Regions from separate parts of the Homo sapiens genome. Here region 1 is linked to region 2. A link is an interaction called in ENCODE POLR2A ChIA-PET data of the cell type or tissue named here. Cell type or tissue: MCF 10A. All regions are shown on one strand.

Region 1 (2,500 bases), 67 kb after region 2:
TGGTGAAGCCAACCATAAACTTCTCAGGAGTGACATGTGCTTCCTTCAAAGGCATTTTTGTTAACCATATCCTTCTGAGTTCTATGTTTCCTTCACAGCTGTTCTATCCATTTTGTGGACTGTCCCCCACCCCCACCCCATCATTGTTTTTAAAAAATTAAGGCCTGGCGCAGCAGCTCATGCCTATAATCCCAGCACTTTGGGAGGCTGAGGCGGGCGGATCACTTGAGGCCAGGAGTTTGAGACCAGCCCAGGCAACATAGCAAAACCCCATTCTGCTTTAAAAAAAAAAAAAAAAAAAATTAGCTTGGCGTAGTGGCATGTGCCTATAATCCCAGCTACTGGGGAGGCTGAGGCACAAGAATCATTTGAACCTGGGAGGTAGAGGTTGCTGTGAGCCGAGATTACGCCCCTGCACTCCAGCCTGGGTCACAGAGTGAGACTCCATCTCAGAAAAAAAAAAAATTGAGTCAGGTGCAGTAGCTCCTTCCTGTAGTCCCAGCTACTTGGGAGGCTGAGGCTAGAGGATCACTTGAGCCCAGGAGTTTGAGTCTAGTCTGGGCAACATAGCAAGACCCCATCTCTAAAATTTAAGTAAGTAAAAGTAGATAAATAAAAAGAAAAAAAAACTGTTTATGTGCTCATCATAAAGTAGAAGAGTGGTTTGCTTTTTTTTTTTTTTTTGGATTAATGAGGAAATCATTCTGTGGCTCTAGTCATAATTTATGCTTAATAACATTGATAGTAGCCCTTTGCGCTATAACTCTACCTAAAGACTCACATCATTTGGCAGAGAGAGAGTCGTTGAAGTCCCAGGAATTCAGGACTGGGCAGGTTAAGACCTCAGACAAGGTAGTAGAGGTAGACTTGTGGACAAGGCTCGGGTCCCAGCCCACCGCACCCCAACTTTAATCAGAGTGGTTCACTATTGATCTATTTTTGTGTGATAGCTGTGTGGCGTGGGCCACAACATTTAATGAGAAGTTACTGTGCACCAAACTGCCGAACACCATTCTAAACTATTCATATATATTAGTCATTTAATTCTTACATAACTTGAGAGGTAGACAGATATCCTTATTTTAGAGATGAGGAAACCAAGAGAACTTAGGTCATTAGCGCAAGGTTGTAGAGTAAGCGGCAAAGCCAAGACACAAAGCTGGGTGGTTTGGTTTCAGAGCCAGTGCTTTTCCCCTCTACTGTACTGCCTCTCAACCAACACAGGGTTGCACAGGCCCATTCTCTGATTTTTTTCCTCTTGTCCTCTGCCTCTCCCTCTAGCTCCCACTTCCTCTCTGCTCTAGTTCATTTTCTTTAGAGCAGCCCGAGTGATCATGAAGTGCAAATCTTGCCATGTCAGTCCCCTGCTTAGAACCCTCCAATGGCTCACTTTCTCTTTAGGCAAAAGTCTTTACCCCATGCCTTCTCCCATCTCATCTCAACCCCCTCATTTGTTGGCTGTCTGCTGTCAGCCACTCTTCTTTCAGGTCCTCAGATGCACTGCACCCTCTCCTGCCTGGGGGTCTTTGCTCCTGCTACTACCTCTGCTTGAACAGCTCCTCACCTTCCTTCCTCCAACCCTACCCTTGTATAGGTGACTTTTGTTCATCCTTCAGAATTCAACTCACATGTCTCTTGCATGGAGAACCCTCACCTACTGTGTTGAGACCCTGTCCAGCCCCCAGGTGGGATCCTCTCTCGACTTCCCATACATTTCTTTCACAGCATTTACATAGTCCATGATAGTTTACTTGTGGGATTATTTGGTTAATCTTTGCCTTTAACACCAGGGTTCCTTGGGTGAAGGAGCTTCTTTATCTTGGTAACAGCATTATTTCAAGCATAACTTGTAATATAGTTATATTACATATATAACATATATATATATAACATAACATATATAACATATATAACAAGCATAACTTGTTATATAGTCTTGTATATAGTAAGACCTCAATAAATATTTGGAGAACAAATGAATGTTGAATGCACACATCAATAGTGAAACTTCTATAGCTGCATTTGGCCTCAGAATCTCCGTCAGCATTGGAATTTACAGCCTTAACAGCCTTTATTGTCTTAAGGGTTGAGAAAAGAGGCCCTAATGCATGGACTGCTGGGCAGATGTGATAGGTGATTGCACAGGCCCCACCCACGCAGATCTGCTCACCCAAGGGGTTTCTGCCTGTGAAACTCTTCTCCCGTGAGAAGGGGAGAGAGCACCCCTTCTTCTCCCGTGAGAAGGGGAGAGAGCACCCCTTCTTCTCCCGTGAGAAGGGGAGAGAGCACCCCTTCTTCTCCCGTGAGAAGGGGAGAGAGCACCCCTTCTTCTCCCGTGAGAAGGGGAGAGAGCACCCCTTCTTCTCCCGTGAGAAGGGGAGAGAGCACCCCTTCTTCTCCCGTGAGAAGGGGAGAGAGCACCCCTTCTTCTCCCGTGAGAAGGGGAGAGAGCACCCCTTCTTCTCCCGTGAGAAGGGGAGAGAGCACCCCTTCTTCTCCC
Region 2 (2,500 bases):
CATGTTGCCCAGGCTGGTCTCAAAGTCCTGGACTCAAGCAGTTCTCCCACCTTGGCCTCCCAAAGTGCTGAGATTATAGGTATGAGCCACCATGCCCAGCCTTGATGGTTGCTTTTTTATAGTTTTCCCTAGCTTTGTTTGCTTTACTGGGAAGCAGATCTATGGGAGCTCTTCATGCTACCATCTTTAAAGTAGAACTCTATCCAGTCTCTTATACTGAAGCTGTGTCTCTGGGATGGAAATTTCCTACTGAGTGAGATACAAAAGACCTAAGCGAGCTTTCTATAGATAAGCTAGGTCTGAACAAACCTGACAGTCATTGTTATCGCTAGCCACACGCTTGTCTCTGAGCTTCTCAGTCAACTCAGCCTATTTCCTTAAAGGTTTTCCATGATACCTGCTGAGGTATAGCAGGTACCCTCTTATCCCTTAACCTGGTCTTGTCCCATCCCAAGGTCTGTTACTGCCAGTTACTACCCTTCTCTTGCTCAAGTCCCTTTGCATTACCCATTTCACATTTCCTTCTTCTCTCATCACCAACAGGATACATGAGTGCCAGGGTAGGATTTCTGGTCATTATATGTGAAATTCTTATAAAACTGACTCATGTGCTTTCCGAAAGGGGATTTGATTTACTAGTCATTTGATCTCCATATCATAAACACATTTTCATGGCAAGCAGAGAACCAACAGATGACTGGCTTTCCTAATGCAGCTGGAATGTATATTAAAATACAAGAAGACAGCACTTCTCCTCTATACACAATTTTAAGGTCAGATTGAGAAAAAGGATTAAGTAGGGTGTTCCCACTGATTCACGCTGGCACTTGAAAGAAATGTGAACTCTCTCCTTTTGATGAAATGGAAACCAAACCTAAAGATTCTAGCTTTACCTCACAAGATACATGGTTAGTTTTAGAAATAATTTTCCTATTCAATCTCAGTTGCCTACTTTCCATTTTTTTCTAAATGCATGGCCTTTCAACACCCACTCAGGAGAGAAGTTGCCAAGTCATTGCAAAACTGCAGACATACATTCCCAAAAGACTGAGTCAGATAGGCTCAGTATAGTATTACTTTGTATCTAATTCCAATGAGCTTTTTCTGGTTTCTATATTCAAGTAATCAGAAGCCACAAATCAGAAGAAAGGGGGAATTACTAAAAGTAGACAGGCAAGCATACTAAAAGCACTGATAAGAATATAAACAACAAAAAGCTTCAACAAGCAGATACAACAATTCAAACTGCTCATTGGTATGGGGCATCAGTCTGAGAAACCTCAGCAGGCCAAGGGCACCACTGCATTCAGTGTAATACAGTAACTGGAGTTCATAAAAATGATGACTCTGGGTCAATGAGAGAAAAATTACAACACCTTCAGTAAACTCTGTTTAAACATGAAATGTAAATTTTAGAAAAATATTCATCCAGCCGGGCATGGTGGCTCACACCTATAATCCCAGCACTTTGGGAGGCCAAGGCGGGCAGATCACCCAAGGTCAGGAGTTCAAGACCAGCTTGGCCAACATGGTGAAACCCCGTCTCTACAAAAATACAAAAAAAAATTAGCTGGGCATGATTGCAGGTGCCTGTAATCCCAGCTACTCGGGAGGCCAAGGCAGGAGAATTGCTTGAACCCAGGAGGTAGAGGTTGCAGTGAGCCAAAATCACGCCACTGCACTCTAGCCTGGGCAACAGAGCGAGACTCTGTCTCAAAAAAAAAAAAAAGAAAAGAAAAGAAAAGAAAAATATTCATCCAAAATGATGTTCAATAGGTGCTATCCTCGTATCCTCAGCTAGATGGGAAACTTAGCTACAGAGGCTGACATTCCTTGAATGATCTAAATGGCTGAGGTTCTATTGTACTTACAATTTTAGTTCTTTGGCCAGGTACAGTGGCTTACACCTGTAATCCCAGCACTTTGGGAACCCAAGGCGGGTGGATCACTTGGTGCCAGGAGTTCGAGACCAGCCTGGTCAACATGGTGAAACCCCGTCTCTATTAAAAATACAAAAATTAGCCGGGCGTGGTGGTGTGCGCCTGTAGTCCCAGCTACTTGGGAGGCTGAGACACAAGAATCATTTGAGCCCAGGAGTCAGAGGCTGCAGTGAGCTGAGATCCTACCACTGCACTCGAGCTGGGGCGACAGAGCGAGACTCTGTCTCCAAACCAGACTCTGTCTCACCCACAATTATTTTAGCATGTTCCTATTATGTGAAAAGGGTTTTCAACACTTGCTGAACCCTGGATTGGTATAAATACATATAGTGTTCATTACAGTACAGGCTCCTAAGAGAAATCATAACCCCTATGGAACAGTAACTCACCACAGTTGTCCAGAGTTAACAATAAAATACCTGAATCAGAGAGATCATTTGGGCAAATGTATGGGTTTTCACAAGTATATGTTGAGGAGGAAAGAAAACGTACCTACATAAATATGATCATAATATTTAGAAACCTCTGATATTGTAACTAGCACTTACTTCTACATTGCT

What was found. ChIA-PET counts read pairs that join two places held together with the same protein. Peaks named below come from ENCODE experiments on the same cell type or tissue, not always from the same donor. Only the 100,000 strongest peaks of a DNase experiment are listed, where the experiment ranks them.
Region 1: POLR2A ChIA-PET joins it to region 2 with 5 read pairs; 3 of 35 experiments call an interaction of 5 or more read pairs at or near these places.

The regions. Positions count from the first base shown.
Region 1 is chr9:33,251,947-33,254,446 of GRCh38, reverse strand. BAG1 (BAG cochaperone 1) reads left to right here. Exons shown (of 7, transcript NM_004323.6): 7 at 1-1,976. Among named protein-coding and RNA genes, the nearest start is that of BAG1, 12 kb to the left of the region's middle. In MCF 10A, no CTCF peak of the experiment used is centred here; no DNase peak of the experiment used is centred here.
Region 2 is chr9:33,319,195-33,321,694 of GRCh38, reverse strand. The region is part of intron 9 of NFX1 (nuclear transcription factor, X-box binding 1); the gene reads right to left. Among named protein-coding and RNA genes, the nearest start is that of NFX1, 30 kb to the right of the region's middle. In MCF 10A, no CTCF peak of the experiment used is centred here; DNase peaks (open chromatin) are centred at 594 and 1,024.